Regions from separate parts of the Homo sapiens genome. Here regions 2 and 3 are each linked to region 1. The links are chromatin loops, found by intact Hi-C in ENCODE. Cell type or tissue: CD14-positive monocyte. All regions are shown on one strand. Each heading gives the region's core, and the rest is flanking DNA. Links, peaks and the distances in the headings are about the cores only.

Region 1 (5,879 bases), core at 1,654-4,153:
CAAGCAAAAACCAAATAACCCCATTAAAAAATGGGCAAAGGACATGGACACTTCTTAAAAAAAGACGTACAAATGGCCAACAAACACGAAAAAATGAATATCATCAGTAATCATCAGAACCATGCAAATTAAAACCACAGTGAGAGACCATCTAATACCAGAATGGCCATTATTAAAAAGTCAAAATACAGCAGATGTTGGTGAGGCTGTTGAGAAAAGGGAATGCTTATACACTGTTGGTGGGAATGAACATTAGTTCACCCACTCAACAATCTCAGTTGGAAGGCATTTGAGAGATTTATCAAAGAACTTAGAATGATAATTTGACCCAGCAATCCCATTACTGGGTATATATCCAAAAGAAAATAAATCATTCTACCAAAAGGACACACACTTGCATATTCATCACAGCACTATTCACAATAGGAAAGAAATTGAATAAATCTGGTGTCCATCAACAGTGGATTGGATAAAGAAAATACAGTGCATATACACCATGGAATTCTATGCAGCTATAAAAAAGAATAAAAGTATGTCCTTGGCAGCAACACAGATGCAACTGTAGGCCATTATCCTAAGCAAATTAACACAGGAACCGAAAACCAAATACCACATGTTCTCACTTACAAGTGAGAGCTAAACATCGGGTGCTCGTGGATATAAAGATGGCAACAATAGACAATGGAGACCACTAGACAGGGGAGGGAAAGAAGATGGCAAGGATTAAAAATTTGTTGGGTTGGTCAGGCATGATGACTCATGCCTGTAATCCCAGCAATTTGGGAGACGGAGGCAGGCAGATTGCTTGAGCTCAGGAGTTCAAACCCAGCCTAGGTAACACAGCAAAACCCTGTCTCTAAAAAAAAAAAAATGCAAAAATTACTCAGGTGTGGTGGTGTGCACCTGTAGTCCCAGCTACTCAGGAACTGAGGCAGGACAATCACTTGAACACGGGAGGTTGAGGCTGCAGTGAGCCAAGATCATGCCACTGCACTCCAGCTTGGGTGACAGAGTGAGACCCTATCTCAAAAAAAAAAGGTGGGAGAGAGGGAGGAATTAGGAAGGAAGGAAGGAAGGAAAAAAGGAAGGAAGGAAGGAAGGAAAATAGGAAAGAAGGAGGGAAGGAAGGGAGGGAGGGAGGAAGGAAGGAAGGAAGGAAAATAGGAAAGAAGGAAGGAAGCAAGGGAGGGAGGGAGGGAGTAAAGAAGGAAGGAAGGAAGGAAGGAAGAAGAAAAAACTGTTGGGTACTGAGAAAAAACTATTCTCAGTACCTGGGTGAGAGGATCATTCATACTCTTAACCTCGGCATCACACAGTATACCCAGGTAACAAATTTGCACTTGTACTCCCGTATTGAAAATAAAAAATTGAAAAAGAAAAAAATGATATAAATGAATTTTTCACTGTGCAGGTGGTCAGCATCCCAAACCCCAATTTGTTCAAGGACCAACTGTATCCTATTGTTAAAGTATTTTCCAGATCTTCCTAGCCAGGTCATCCCTCCCAGATGTTACAAGAAAAGCCTAGGACTATAACATCCCCCTTCCCTAAAATGGGAAGGAACAGAGATACAAAAAAAAAAAAAAAATGACTTCAACAAGTCCAGCTTGGTGAGTAGATGAGTTTATTAGGACTTACATACAGGGTACTCCTAGATGATAGCAGCACAGCTCTAGAGATGAGTGTCGCCTCCCATCTCTCAAATGCTTTTAAGATAATTTTCTGGCTCTTTGCCTACTGTGTTTGGATGATGAGACTGTTTTTCTTGGTAGGTTCTCAGATACTCTCAGTTTGGGTTCCCAGGTACACCTGCTTCTCGGCTGGGCCCTGTGACCTTAGCACACCACTTGGCCTTCAAGATTCAGGCAGCCAGTATAAATCCTTAAGTAACCCGGTGGGGAACGTAGCATGCTATACCAGAAGTCCCTGCGGAGAAATACACTTCCTTCCCCAGGTTTGGCCTTGTGACTTTCTTGGCCAATGAAACATGAGTGAAAGTGACATGTGCCACTTAAGAAAAGTTGTAAGAGCTATTGTGGTTCCACTTTCTCTCTTTTAAACTCTTTACTAAATCAGTAATATTCCAGATAGGGGCTGCTCCTGTAGCCTGCATTCTGGAGTGACATATTGAAACTGACTCTCAAGGATCATGTCATGTGAATGAGAAATAACCCTTTGTTCTAAGCCATTGAGGTTTTGCAATTACTTGCTGCTTCAGTATACTTTAGCCTCAGCATACTAATACAGTCACCTAGAGCAGGGGTCAGCAAATTCTGGAAAGGGCCGGAAAGTAAATATTTAAAGATTTGCAGGCCATACAGCTCTGTCACAACTACTCAACTCTGCCACTGAAGTGCAAAAGCACTGGGAGATAATATGTAGAGAAGTGAGAATGGCTATGTTCCAATAAAACTTTATTTACAAAAGCAAGCAACAGACTAGTTTTGAACCACCAGCCGTAGTTAGCCAACCCCTCATGCAGATACTTAAGTAGTTTGGCTGCTTGCTAAAAACTCTACAGGCAATTCCCTAAATCCATATCTTCTCTAATTTTACCTGCCCAGTATTAGTTCTCTAAGTTTTGCATTAAAGATGACAGAGAATGAACTTCGTTATATAAGTTTGTAGAGCCTATTTATTTAAGTCTTTAGTGGATGAAAAGGCATAGGATGTCAGATTTAATATTTCTTGATGGAAAGAAGAAAAAAAAACTAGAAATGATATCTCCAATTGCACACTCTTCAAAAGCAGTTGAGAAGACATGGAGGAAGAGAATCAGGGAGAAAAGACAAAAAGCTGAATTAAAAAGGGGTAAAAAGAAGAGAAATGGAAACGTGAAGAGAAATAATCCATCTGTGAGAGAAAATTGAATGAAGCTGGAATTCCTGTATCTGGCTGTTTTCAGCACCAAGGCCAGATAGCATGCTTGTTCCTCTACTGCCACCCTCAGTTCTTTCAGGATTCTGTCTCTACTGTTGAAATTTGCACTAATGGTTTAAATTGCCCAGGTTGCAGCTCCAAGGAGCGCTTTTTCCATTTTTTATTTTAGCTACACCTTGCTAAAACCCACGGAGGTTCAAGAATGGTAGGACTTGAATAAATGATTTTGAATGGCAGAGGAAGAGGACAAATCAAAGACAGAATAAACTGGGGCCAAGGTTAGTGTTGGGAGTGAGGAGACACTGAGCAGAGGTGGGGATTCCGGGAACAGGGAGTTTGGAGACCGTCTATTTGTGTCAATTATGGAGCTGAGTCTGCATGTGGCTGCAGAATTCCACAAAAGTGCTAAAGTAAATCCATAGATATTAATGATGACTGGGATCTGGAAGTGTAGCATACAGGCAAAATTATGGAACAAACAGCTCTGGGGAGATATGGGCCTGGCTGTGACTCCTGCATTTTATCACACTTTGTCTTGGAATCAGGGGTAATAAGATCACAGAAATATAATTTTTTCACCTATTAGCGAAATTCACTCTGTCATTGCATTATGGTTATACATTCAAGAGTCCATCTACATTGAAAGCAATTTGAAGCAAAAATAAGTCTTTTTCATCCTTCTAAACCCAGTACTCATTAAAGTAGCTTCCTAAGAGTGAACACTCAGTGAAGTCACGTTAAATTGAATTGTTTCTTTTCAATGGTAAAAATAAAAATTTTCAAAATGTGGGAAGATGTCAATTCACTGGAGTGAAGATCAAGAACACTTTGTCCCTGCAAACTCTCAGAGCTTGCCATCTATTTTCCATGCCTCCAATCTAAAGCTATCCTTCATTTCCATTCATTGTTTGAATTCCTATACTCATCAATGGAGTTCAAAGCAAATGGTCAAGGCTTTGCTCTAATCACTGCAGTTATAAGATGCATTGTTTGACCCGGATCCCAGCCTGAGATTCAGACTGCAGCCACTATAAGTCTTTTCCAGTTGATATGTTGCCTGAGAGGAGACTGACTGAACATGCAATATCCATTGTCACCCTCCTGTGACATCTTCTCTGGGCAAATCAGCCTTGGTCCAGCAGTGGAAGATGGAGCATGCACTTTCTAGATGTCAATTATGATATACAATATCTAAGCCATTCAGAAGATGAAATCCTTTTGCTTCTGAAAATAAGACTGTACATATTAGTAGGGGCTAAGTTGTCACAGTAATAAAAAGAAAACAAAAACCAGGAGAATCAAGTGGAAAAGTTTGCTTCAAGAAACAGCTACACCAGGCCAGGCATGGTGGCTCATGACTGCAATCCCAGCACTTTGGGAGGCCAAGGTGCGAGGATCACTTGAGCCCAGGAGTTGAAGACCATTCTGGGCAACATGGGGAGACCCCATCACTACAAAGAATAAAAAAACTAGCCAAGCGGAGTGATAATGTGCCTGTAGTCACAGTTACTCGGGAGGCTGAGGAGGAAGGATCACTTGAGCCGGGGAAGTTGAGGCTGCAGTGAGACGTGATGATGCCACTGCACTCCAGCCTGGGTGACAGAGTGAGACCCTGTCTCAAAAAAAAAAAAAAAAAAAAAAAAAGAGGAAAGAAAGAAAGAAAGAGAGAGAGAGAGCAAAAAGAAGGAAAGAAAGAAAAGAAAGAGGGAAAGAGAAAGAAAGAAGGAAAGAAAGAGAGAGAGAGAGAGGATGGAAGAAGGAGGTGAGGGAAAGAAGGAAGGAAGGAAGGAGAAAGGAAGGAAGGAAGGAAAGAAGGAAGGAAGGAAGAAAGAAAAGAAAAGAAAAGAACTACACCTTACATTGTGTAGTATGGGGGTAATAAGAGGAAGGAGCTACTCTTGCTCTGTTCCTAACTAAAGAATACCTAAGCTTTGCTTTTCTCTTGTGGTTGAGGAAACTTTACTTGGCAAACCAGCAAATCTCTTATTCCTTAAGTCTGAGGTCACTTCTTCCAGGACCACCTTTCTGACCCTCTCCCCAACATTCCCAAGGTTGGCTACACGCTCCCTCTCTGTCCACATTGACCTCATCATATTGTATTAAACAGATTTATTGACTCCTCTGACTCCTGCACCATCCTGTAAATTTCTTCAGGGCAGGAACCATTTCTTAATAGCCTCTGTCACTTCAACCCAAGCACCTAGTAGATTCTTATCAAGTGTTTGTAAATGAATTCGTCATTCATTGATGGTTTGTGAGTCAGATAAACCACAAATTCAATTCTAAGAAAGATGGCACCATCTCAGACCTGCTAGTCAACTAAACCATGGGAAAAAGCAAAACAGCCCAACAGGCTTTTCCATTGTCGTGGGCTGTGTGGGGGTCCCATGGACATCTCAGGCATTAGGGAAAGAAAGTCAGAGAGGCCACACAATGCAGCCACGGACATTGATTGTCCTCCTGTCTTCATACTCCTGGGGTGTCCCTTGGAGTTCCTGAGCCACCTCACAATAGTTTGGGACCACAGGAAGAGCCATTTGGAGATTGCTTGTGTGCCAGCTTGCTTCAAGATCACAGTGACCTTGAAACAAACTTTTTTTTTTGAGACAGAGTCTCACTTTGTCGCCCAGGCTGGAGTGCAGTGGCGCCATCTTGGCTCACTGCAACCTCTGCCTCCTCGGCTCAAGTAATTCTCTGTCTCAGCCTCCTGAGTAGCTAAGATTATAGGCACCTGCCACCGTGCCTGGCTAATTTTTTTGTATTTTTTTTTTTAGTAGAGATGGGGTTTCACCATCTTTGCCAGGCTGGTCTTGAACTCCTGACCTTGTGATCCGCCCGCCTTGGCCTCCCGAAGTGCTGGGATTACAAGTATGAGTCACCATGCCCAACTCAAACTTCTTATAAATTCTGTTGACTCAAAGAATAGTTGTATAATCCTTATACCTAGAGAGCTCTTTAGACATTTAAAGGCATAGAAACGTTCTGGTATAGTCATATTG
Region 2 (5,879 bases), core at 1,232-3,731, 68 kb after region 1:
GATCACCTGAGGTCAGGAGATCGAGACCATCCTGGCTAACACGGTGAAACCTCCTCTCTACTAAAACACAAAAAATCAGCCAGGTGTGGTGGCATGCACCTGTAGTTCTACTTATACGGGAAGCTGAGGCAGGAGAATCGCTTGAACCCAAGAGGCAGAGGTTCAAGCCGAGATCACGTCACTGCACTCCAGCCAGGGCGACAGAGCAAGACTCTGTCTCAAAAAAAAGGAAAGGAAATAGAAAAATAGCAGCCTTATCAAAATATAGAAGGTTCAGCAGCTGTGTACACCTGTTGAGAAGCTGATGGGGACCGGAATCCTAAATTATTGCAACAGTTAATTCTACTTTTGTATCTTTTTATATCTTTGTCATGGGAAACGAGTTAATGTGTATTTTATTCACTTTATTCCCAGATACTTCAATATTATGATATATTTTTCTTCTTAAAGATATTTTACAGCCAGGTGCAGTGGCTCATACCTGCAATCCTAGCACTTCGGGAGGCCAAGGCAGGAGGATTGCTTGAGGCCAGGAGTTCGAGACCACCCTGGGAAACATAGTAAAACCCCATCTCTACAAAAATTAAAAAGAAAAATTTTAAGTAGCCAGATGTAGCCAGGCATAGTGGCAGGCGCCTGTAATCCCAGCTACTTGGGAGACTGAGTCAAGAGAATCACTTGAACCTGGGAGGCAGAGGTTGCAATGAGCCAAGACCTCACCACTGCACTCCAGCCTGGGTGACAGAGCGAGACTCCATCTCAAAAAAAAAGAAAGACAATTAGCCAGATGTGGTGGTATGTGCCTGTAGTCCCAGCTGCTCAGGAGGCTAAGGTGGGAGGAACATTTGAGCTAGGAAGTTCAGGCGGTTGAGCCATGATTGTGCCACTGCACTCCAGCCTGGGTGACATATCGAGATCCTGTTTCTAAAAATATATGCAGATGTTTTATTTTAAACATCTGTGTGTGTGTGTGTATGTGTGTGTGTATTATGTAAACCATTTCTTTTTTGTTTTTTATTTTAGTAATTTTTTTTTTCATTTTTACTTTGCAGGAGCAAGATCTAAACCATTTCTAATAAATGAAGTTAAAGAAGACTGTGATTTTTATGCCAAACTCCATTTTTCCCTCTTCTTGGGAACTGTCTGGATGGTATTTTCCAGTTGGATGTGCTGCACGTGACATGTTCTGGAGAGAGCAGAAGTGACAGACGCCACCTCAGCATGTGCACTCTGCTCCCTCTCATCAGACCAGACATGACTACAGACTGTCATTGTGCAGAAGGTGACAGTCCCTGGGGGGCAGAGCTGCCCTTCTGACTGCACTGCTCCCCTTGGAAGAGTTAAGTGAGAAAGAAAGAAACTTTTTGTTATAGCAGCTTGGCCTAACACAACTGTACTGTCTATGCTTGCAAGGTCACGTTGCCTTCCAAATCAGTAGAGCCATCGCGGCAAATCACACTCTGAGCAGTACTAGCTTCTGCCTACAGTCACGATCAAGAAAATGAACAGGGACCAGGTGGGGTGGCTCACACCTGGAATCCCAACTTTGGAAGGCTGAGTTAGGCAGATCACCCGAGGTCAGGTGTTCGAGACCAGCCTGGCCAACATGATGAAAGCTTATCTCTACTAAAAACACACGCACACACAAACACACACAAACACACGCAAATTAGCCAGGTGTGTTGGCAGACGCTTGTAATCCCAACTACTTGGGAAGTTGAGGCAGAAGAATCGCTTGAACCCAGGAGGCAAAGGTTTCAGTGAGCCGAAATTGCATCACTGCACTCCAGCCTGGGCGACAGAGCAAGACTACATCAAAAAAGAAAAAGAAAACAAGAAAGAAAGAAAGAGAAAGAGAGAGAGAGAAAGAGAAAGGAAGGAAGGAAGGAAGGAAGGAAGGAAGGAAGGAAGGAAGGAAGGAAGGAAGGAACTGGTAATGAAAAATCAGTCAGAGAATGACTTTATATTGACAAGTTTATATTGACAAGTTTAACATACATCTTAAATCTGTCTCTTCTTTGGCCTAGAATTCTGTGTAAGCAGTTACTGAGGTTTCGGTACCTACTGTTTATGGAGACATGAGCATTGTTTAGATTTAGTAAACAGCAAAAGCATTAACTGTTTATTCCCTTTAGGTCTAGTCAGTGCTTTTCAGCAAGATGGCAAAGGTAGCAAAGTAACAGCTAAGAATTTCCTGACTGCAGTTGTCCACTTAACTGTGGCATTTCCTTCTTCTTTCGTTCCTATTACATCACTAGTGTAGCTTGTATTTCACTGTGAGAAACAAAAAGCGTGAATGTTTCCTGTTTGTCATCAGAACTGAAAGCCTTATTTGAATTTATCTTACAAATTGACTGCAGAAGTGTCACATGACACATTGGTATAAATTCCCTTCACAAGTACCTATTTTGCACACCAGCTTTTTGTACCTATAAGCTAAGAAATACAACTACTTTGTCCATCCCTAAAATTATTCAAACAGACAACCTCTAATCTAGGTGGAACATTTGTTTAGACTCAATCATTACTTCAAGCATATATCATTAAGGCTAAATCTCTATACACTGACATTCTACTTGGCATCCTCACTTGCTAAAATAATTCCAGTTTCAAGTATAAAATGTCCTGTGTGTGTAGGTTTTTTCCCCTACTTTAACTGCTTTAAAATATAAAATTCATAGACCCCACAGGAATTAATTCATCCTTTGCTTTTTTCAAATTGTCAAAATCTACTTGTCAGCATATTAATGCAAGGGTATTTACTGACTCTATTAAACACTAATCAATATGAGAAAAAATATTTTACTCTAATGAAAAAGGAAGTTCAGGAGGAAGACTAACTTTCTTACCTATGTAGATGTAATATACACACATTAAAGAAGAATTAGGGAGAGAAAATTCAAAGATAACTGTCATATCTGTACCGGACGCATCTGTGCACACTTTGATTTGGAGTCTGCATGAGGACCTAATATTTGAATTCCCTTGTAATTACCGCAGCTTTGTGGACCAGAAAACTAATAAAAAATGTATAAACAAACTAGGTGTGGTAGCTCACACCTGTCATTCCAGTGACTTGGTAGGCTGAGGTGGGAGGATTGCTTGAGGCCAAGAGTTAAAGACCAGCCTGGGCAACACAGTGAGACCCTGTCTCTATATTTAAACATATATATATCAGCCATGGTGGCTCATGCCTGTAATCCCAGCACTTTGGGAAGTCAAGGTGGGTGGACTGCTTGAGGCCAGGAGTTCAAAACCAGCCAGGACAACATAGTGAGACCCCATCTCTACAAAAGAAAAAAAAAATTAGCCAGATGTGGTGGCCCACACCTGTGGTCCCAGCTACTCCAGAGGCTGAGGTAGGAGAATTGCTTGATCCCAGGAGGTCGAGGCTGCAATGAACTGTGACTGCACCACTGCACTCCATCCTGGGTGACAAAGAGCAAGACCCTATCTCAAAAAGGACATAATTAAAAATTTATAAACAGGCTGGGAACAGTGGCTCATGCCTAATCCCAGCAACTCAGGAGGCCCAGATAGGAAGATTGCTTGAGCCCAGGAATTCAAGACCAGCATGGGCAACATAATGCTAGCTACTCAAGAGGCTGAAGCAGGACGATTGCTTAAGCCCAGGAGTTTACGGCTGCAGTGAGCTATGATCACGCCACCGCACTCCAGCCTGGGTGACAGGTCAAGATCCTAGCCCTAAAAAAAAAAATACAATAAATAAAAAAAAAAAGGTATAAATAGAAGAAAGACAACAGCAGGGACACACTATGAAGGATTATATATGGTAGGGAGGAAACAAAATATTAACTAGGCCATGACAAATCAGCTCCAATTTTGAGATTTAATATAGCCAACCCATTTGTTTTCTGAATATGTCACTGCACACACTCAGAGATCCCTTAATCAGACAAATCCAGGATACCACTAAACAATGAAAAAAGAAGACAAGGCAAGCAGCAAAAAAGCACTCTGGTTGACCAAAAACTAAAGCTTAAACACATTACTTACAGCAGAGCATCACAGTTCTGAATTAGAAACTCATTTCTAGTATGACAGGTTGTGTTATTTAAAAAAGAGAAAACCATTTCTTATGATTTTAGAGTCAATTCTGACAAGCACATTGATTAGTGTCTCTAACTGAACATAGAAAATCATAGTGGGAATTGAGGTTGGAAAGTGACAATGGTAAGAGCTTTTATAATGCGAGGAAGTAGACAGGAAAAGTATAATCACAAAGATAAAATTCCCAGCACTAGCTGGGCGTGGTGGCTCAGGCCAGTAAACCAAGCACTCTGGGAGGCTGAAGGGTGAGGATCACTTGAGCTCAGGAGTTTGAGACCCCATCTCTACCAAAAATAATAATAAAAAAATTAGCGAGGGAGAGGTGTGGGATGGTGGCATGCACCTGTGGTTCCAGCTACTCAGGATGTTGAGATGGAAGGATCGCTTGAGCCCGGGAATTCAAGGCTGCAGTGAGCCATGATCATGCCACTGCACTCCAGCCTGGGCAACAGAGTGAGATCCCATCTTGAAACAAATTAAAAAAAAAAAAAGTCCTAGCACTCTGAGATCCCTTTAAGTACAAATGAACTGTCACATTTCAGCCATCTGCAAGCACTAAAGCACTAAATGATTAAACCATATTTAGTTTTTTTGTTTTTTTTTTGAGACGGAGTCTCGCCCCGTTGCCCAGACTGGAGTGCAGTTGCGCTATCTCAGCTCACTGCAACCTCCGCCCCCCGGGTTCCAGCGATTCTCCTGCCTCAGCCTCCCGAGTAGCTGGGACTACAGGTGTGAGCCACCACGCCCAGCTAATTTTTGTATTTTTTAGTAGAGGCAGGGTTTCCCCATATTGGCCAGGCTGGTCTCAAACTCCTGACCTTGTGATCTGCCCACCTTGGCCTCCCAAAGTGCTGGGATTACAGGCGTGAGCCACTGTGCCCAGCCTCATATTCAGTTATTTTATAAAGAAAAATTAGTACACCATAAATTACTTTTTTTTTTTTTTTTTGAGACGGAGTTTCACTCTTGTTGCCCAGGCTGGAGTGCAACGGTGTGATCTCAGCTCACTGCAACCTCAACCTCCCGGGTTCAAGCGATTCTCCTGCCTCAGCCCCTATAGTAGCTGGGACTACAGGCACCCGCCACCACGCCCAGATAATTTTTCTATTTTTATTAGAGATGGGGTTTCACCAATGTTAGCCAGCTGGTCTTGATCTCCTGACCTTGTGATCCGCCACCTCGGCCTCCCAAAGTGCTGGGATTACAGGCGTGAGCCACCGCGCCCGGCCTTTTGTTTCATATTTTACACAAAAAGGAACTGTTCAATTATTTAGAAAATTCAATTGTGAGAAACAAGGCTAGATAAGGTTTTACTGTAAGTTAACTGATGACAGTGAACTCTCCCTGACCTTTACTCATAGAATCATTGTCATTGATCTAATTTACAACAGGAAGAAATACATTTTTTTCCAACAGCTGTTCTGATCTGATTTACACTACTTGCCTTGGTCCCACTGACCAATGACATAAGCTTGCAGCCAGTATTATTGAACACAGCAGTCGTAACTCATGCTTGAAATCTGTTCAACATTTCCTTCTCAACCAGGCTACAGAGAAAACAGTCACACTAGGAATTGCTAGAGACTGGATGTGGGATGGCAGTGACCCCCAAAGCAAAACAGAGCAAGTCATTTTGGAGAAGGCAACACCTTCAAGATCACAGCAGATTAGTGAAGTTCTATTTTTAAATAATTACAGTTGACCTGGTTTCTCAAGATGTTTGGAAGATGACAGAAAGATAAAATCAATGAATTCTCATTTTTGGTTTCAAAAACCATTTTGTCAGTTACAGAATTCAATACTGCAAT
Region 3 (5,879 bases), core at 1,232-3,731, 130 kb before region 1:
AAACTTTGATAAGACAGCAAGGGAGCAAAAGAAGCTAGAATACTGCATTTCATCTGCTTTTAAGAAAAACAAAAAGAAGTTAGAATATATAGCAAAGAGATAATTTTCCAGGAAACTGTAGACTCAAGAGCACAGCAGATTTGCATAGCATAATAACCAAGAAAGAAACCAAAAATGTTAAAAAATCATGAGGAAAAGAAAAGAAAGACAATAGACCCTCATGGTTTAGGAGCAATGTCTCTCTATTCATCAAAGGTTTAATTAAAGCCTATGTTATCTGTGCAATTATAGAAGACAGAAAAATTGGAATGTTCTCCAGTTAATTTTATGAGGTTACCACTACCTTAAAGTTAAAAATTAACAAGAACATAATAGATGTGAACAAATAAAGACAAATATTGTTTATAAATATAGTTGTAAAAATCCTACTAAAACATTATCACATTAAACCCAATGCTATGTAAACCCCAAAGATGAATGATTTCCAAGAATTCATGAATGAGTCAACTTTAAGAAATCTATGTATTTAATTAATCAACCGGGTTAAGTAAGAAAAGTCATATAAATGTCTTGATAATTGCCACAATGATATTTGATCAAATTCAATATCCAATTCATAGGGAAAAAAATTATTAGCAAGCTAAGGAATAAAAGGATACTTTTGTACTCTGATAAAGGTTATCTATTAAAAATAAATAGTAAATATCAGAGCTAACAGGAAACCATGACTGGCATTCCTACTGGAGCCCAGATTAAGACAAGGATAACAGCTTTTAAAACTAATTGCCATTATCTGATCATTATACATTATTATGTATCAAAACATGACTATGTACCCCATAAATATGTACAACAATTATCAATTAAAAACTAGATTTTAAAAAACCATGTATTACATTATTCTGGAATCACTAGAAATAAGAAAAGAAATAAGGTACAAACTTGCAAAATGAAGAGATAAAACTAAAATTATTTGCAGATATATAATTTAGTGCTAAGAAATACAAGAGCAAGAACTAAAGATATAGCAGAACTAAAGAAAGGTCAGAAGTAGGCTGACTGCCAAAGGTGCAAAATAAACCTATGAATGTCAATTGGTTTTTCATGTGACAGCAAAAACAAAAAAGCTTCAAATGGAAAAAAGACCCATTTGCAACAATAAAAATATTATAAAATACCTAACAGGGAAATGTACAAGTCCTGTATGGAAGAAACAACACTGGAGAGTCTCTTTTAAAATCTTGAATAGAGATATATATTAGATATTCCTGGAAGGGAAAATTTAATCTTGAAAACATTAAATTTTCTCTCCAATTTCATCCCAAAAACATTAAATTCTCTCTCAAATTAGTCTATAAATTAACATTCAACACTTAATTGCTTCCTGCTTTAAAAATTATTTTTGAAGCAATCACATAGTTATAGAAAAGTTGAATAATCAATGACCTGTATTTTTTCTGAATTATTTGAGGGTCAGTTGCTTTCCTGTTTCCCCATCATCTAAACTTTGAATGTATATTTCTTCAGAGAAGGATGGTCTACATACTGGCAGTACAATTATTATGATTGAGAAATTAACATGGATATATTACTACCATCTAATCATCAAACCCAATATTCAAGTTTCACCAATTGTCTCAATAATATTTTATAGCTGCTGGGTATGGTGGCTCATGCCTGTAACCCCAGCACTTTGGGAAGCTGAGGCAGGGAGATCGCTGGAGCCCAGGAGTTTGAGACCAGCCTGGGCAATGTGGCGAAACCCCGTCTCCACAAAACAAACAAAAATTAGCCAGGTGTGGTGGTGCATTCCTGTAGTCCCAGCTACTCGAGAGGCTGAGGCAAGAGGATCACTTGAGCCCAGGAGGTAGAGGCTGCAGTGAGCCGAGATTGCACCACTGCACTCCAGCCTGGGCAACAGAGTGAGACACTGACTCAAAAAACAAAATTATAGCAAAAACATTCAGCTCAGAATGCATGGCATTTCATCATAGTATCTCCTTATTCTCCTTCAGTGTTTAACAGTTCCTTAGTTTTCCGATAACTTCATGATCTTGATCCTTTTGAAGACTATTGGCCAGTTGTTTTGTAGAGTGTTCCTTACACTGGGCTTGTCTGATGCTTCCTTAGGACTGAATTTAAGTAATGCATCTTTGGTAGGAATAACATAGACCTGATGTCATGTTCTGACTTTCTCCACTGGGGCATCCCCGCTTTGTGGAAACTCTCCATGCCCTACTCAAGCTTTGTCATGCAATACCAAGCAATAGCTATGCAATGGTTCCCTCTTCCCCTTATTTGGGCTCTGACACTCCACTCCAGACTTCCCCTCCATGTAAACACTTCCTTAGCCTGCTCTGTCTCTGATGTGCCCTGGCAGGAGTCCATAAATGTAATGCAATCTCAACCATAACTCCAAACAAAATCTTTTCAGAACTGTAAAAAAAATGCTAAAATTCTACTTGAAGAACAACTTGAGATCGACCAAAATATGTTTGAAAAAAGATTGAAAAGACCTACTTTATCATATATTGCACCATATTGTAAAACCACAGAAATTAAAATAGTTTGCATCTGACTCAGGAATTGACAAATCCGTGAAAAAAAAAAAAACAGCATAAAGAAGCAGATTGAGGAAGATCATCATATTTATAGTCAGCAAAGAAATAATAAGTTAGCTAAACATTATTTAACTATTTAATTGATTTGGAGAAAAGCATTAATGAGCATTCTATATTATAATTCGCACAAGTTTTAAGTGTAAAAAACAAATTATAAAGTAATATTGATTTATAATATTAAAATTCTGGGCTGGGAAATACCTTGATGGATATAGCAAAAGGAAAATGAAAAGATCAATAAATTAGAATATCTATAAATATTCTGTATAGTAATAAAACAAAGATAGTTCCAGTTCACCACAATTTTTCATATGTAAAATGAAGGCTCTGGAAAGATGATTTTGAAGATCATTTCAAGCTCTAAAATGATATTCTCCATATTTTATGCATAGGATTGTATTTAAATTGTATCTGTATCTGTGTCAGATCTTTCATATAATGGAAGTTAAAAAAAGGTAAAATCCACAATTAGTTTTACACCAACCTAATATTTGAAAGCAAGATTTCTATTTCATTTCTTTCATGTGCCTTTTACATAGTTATTCAAGCGGTGGTCATTGTTGTGGGTTGAACTGTGTCCTCCAAAAAGCTTGGTTGAAGTCCTAAGTCCAGTACTGAAGTGTTTTGGGTTTTGAATTATTTTTTCAGATTTTGAAATATTTGCATATACATAATAATATATTTTGAGGATGAAACCCAAGTCTAAACAAAAAAACTCATTTATGTTTCATGTACACCTTATACACATAGCCTGAAGGTAATTTCATGCAATATTTTAAATAATTTTGTGCATGAAACAAAAATATGTATACAAAGCAAAGCTGTCACTATCTCAGTCACCCAATGTGGACAATCTGTGGTTGTTAGACATCACCATCATCCTGATTGTTAATTTATATGCCACAGAAAAGCAATCATTTTCTTACACTTCTTCAAACGTAACAGTGAAAAACATGATATACCATCAACGCAGTAAAAAAAAAAAAATGTGCTCAAGGTAGCTAAGCAGCAGAGTAGCATCATCAGAATATCTGCATCGGGCAACAATAAACAGCAACAGGCTTTTAGTCTCCATTAGTCTCCACCTATAATACTGTGTTGTGATTAAAATGTTACTGTACACTGTATTTTTTAAGTAAAACAAAAACATCAGGAGAAGTTGAGGGACCAGGAAGTGTGTCTTCTAGGGGTGAGGAGGCATTCTACTGTGGCCTTTTAAAATGTTCCCTCCATAGTCATATGCCTCCTTGACAAGGGTTTTTGTCCTGGAAATTGCTCTTTGATTTTATAAACTGGTGTCATTTCTTGTCCTGTTATGAATACATGCTGCTCTAGTCCTTCAACAAGCCCATTATACATTTTCACCATGTCATCTATAGGCACTTTTGCTTCAGTGTTATCATCATCTTCATCATCACTATTATCACTGTCACCCTGATTCAAAACCATTTTGGCTATTTCACCATTGTTCAATAAATGAACACCTGGAGCCTCATTATGGATGTTGAAAATCTTCAATATCCACTTCTCCCAGCTTACTAACGGACTCTGAAGGTATAGTTTTTGCATCTGTAAGGAGGTCATACCATCATTTTTCTTCCTCACTTAACATAAATAATTATCTTGCTCATCATCATCACTTAACATAGTTGCAGGACAGAGCGTGTTCCAGGTATGCACAACTGTGTCTTTAGTCATTGTGTTCCAAGTATGGGCAACCACATACATGACATCTTCATGCTAAGCTTCTTTTGAAAGCCTTCTATCATCCACGCCTCTGTTCACTGCTGCTAGCATGCTTCTCAAGAAGGTGTTTTTACATTTATTTCTCATTGATCTAAGAATACCCTGGTCACATGACTGAATTAATAAAGTAACATTTGGGGTAAAGTACATGGCATAAACATTTTTTATGAGAATTTCAGCTGAAGGATGAGCAGAACAGTTGTCAAGAAATAACAAAATCTTTCAGTCACCATCTGGTCTAGCTTCCCTGCGATGAGCATGTATCACTGGCACAAAATGTTGGGGAAACCAATCAGAAAAGATGTTCCTGGTGACCCATGCCTTTTGTTAGCATAATAGGCTGATAAGAAAGTCACTACTTCATGGCTTGAAAGGAGCAAGGATGCAAGCGTTCCTCTATTACAGCAAATTTACACTTATGTGTGCTTGCTGCATTAGCACATTCTAGCACAGTTATTCTGTCCTTGGCACCCTTAATTTTGTAAGAGCTGTTTAATTGCCTGTAGTATCTTTCTGGGGTAATAACACAAAAACAGTGATGTTTCATTAGCATTATAGACTTGTTCTGGCATCAGATTTTCATCAATGATGACTCTGGCAAATTCATCAATGAATTTCTCTGTTGCTTTGTGACCAGCAGATGCTCTATCACCACAAATCTTCAGAAATTTAATGCTGTGTCTTTTCTTAAATTTCTGCAGCCAGCCTGTTGAATATTTATAATTCCCTTCAATTTTCAGTTCATCATGATAGATCTTTGCTTGTTTTATGATCAGCAAACAATTAAGTGGTGTGTATTCACTGCGATGCTGATGGATCCTCCCTTTCAATACACAATGAAAATCTTCGCTTTTAGTTTTATGCAGTGTTTTCCTATTTTTCATTAACGTCCATTCATCACTTTCAGCATAGAACTGCAATCGTTTATCTTTCTGTTTCCTCAGGTCATTTATGGTCATCTTTTTTTCCCTTGGGAGCATTGAATAAAATGTGTGTCATGTGCCTGCATTTTAACTGCAACTCGTCACATGAGGTCTAGTGTGCAATGTAATTTTCCACTTGTGGTGTCACGTCAGCACTCAAAAAGTTTCAAATTTTGGAACACTTTGGATTTTGATTTTTCAGATTAGGGATATTCAATCTGTACTGTGAATATGACCTTTTTTGGAAATAGAGTCTTTGCAGATGTAATCAAGTGAAGAGGAGTTTTTACTAAATCAGGGTGGGCTGTACATTAATGACTGCCTTCCAAGAAGAGAAGGATCTGAACGTACGAAGGCACATGGAGAAGGCTACGTGAAGATGGAGGCAGACATTGGAGTGATGAAGCCATGAGTCAAGGATTGCTGGGAGCTATCAGAAGCTGAGAAGAGGGGCAAGGAAGGATTCTTCCCTGGAGCCTTCAGAGGGAACATAGTCCTGATGACACCTTAATTTCAGACTTCTAGCCTCCAGAACTATAAGACTAAACATTTTGGTTGTTTTAAGCCACATGGTTTTTGGTACTTTGTT

The links. A loop is a pair of places that touch in the nucleus more often than their neighbours do. Peaks named below come from ENCODE experiments on the same cell type or tissue, not always from the same donor. Only the 100,000 strongest peaks of a DNase experiment are listed, where the experiment ranks them.
Region 2: it touches region 1 in a loop (2.2-fold over the local background); 12 of 110 quality-filtered maps call a loop at or near these places.
Region 3: it touches region 1 in a loop (2.8-fold over the local background); 11 of 110 quality-filtered maps call a loop at or near these places.

Annotation. Positions count from the first base shown.
Region 1 is chr10:23,513,772-23,519,650 of GRCh38, reverse strand. No RefSeq gene overlaps it. Among named protein-coding and RNA genes, the nearest start is that of OTUD1, 78 kb to the right of the region's middle. In CD14-positive monocyte, for the core only: a CTCF peak has its summit at 2,940; DNase peaks (open chromatin) are centred at 2,060 and 2,930.
Region 2 is chr10:23,445,378-23,451,256 of GRCh38, reverse strand. No RefSeq gene overlaps it. Among named protein-coding and RNA genes, the nearest start is that of OTUD1, 9.2 kb to the right of the region's middle. In CD14-positive monocyte, for the core only: no CTCF peak of the experiment used is centred there; a DNase peak (open chromatin) is centred at 2,276; H3K4me3 peaks cover 1,004 bases; H3K27ac peaks cover 1,604 bases.
Region 3 is chr10:23,640,008-23,645,886 of GRCh38, reverse strand. No RefSeq gene overlaps it. Among named protein-coding and RNA genes, the nearest start is that of OTUD1, 200 kb to the right of the region's middle. In CD14-positive monocyte, for the core only: no CTCF peak of the experiment used is centred there; a DNase peak (open chromatin) is centred at 2,266; H3K4me3 peaks cover 397 bases; H3K27ac peaks cover 2,316 bases.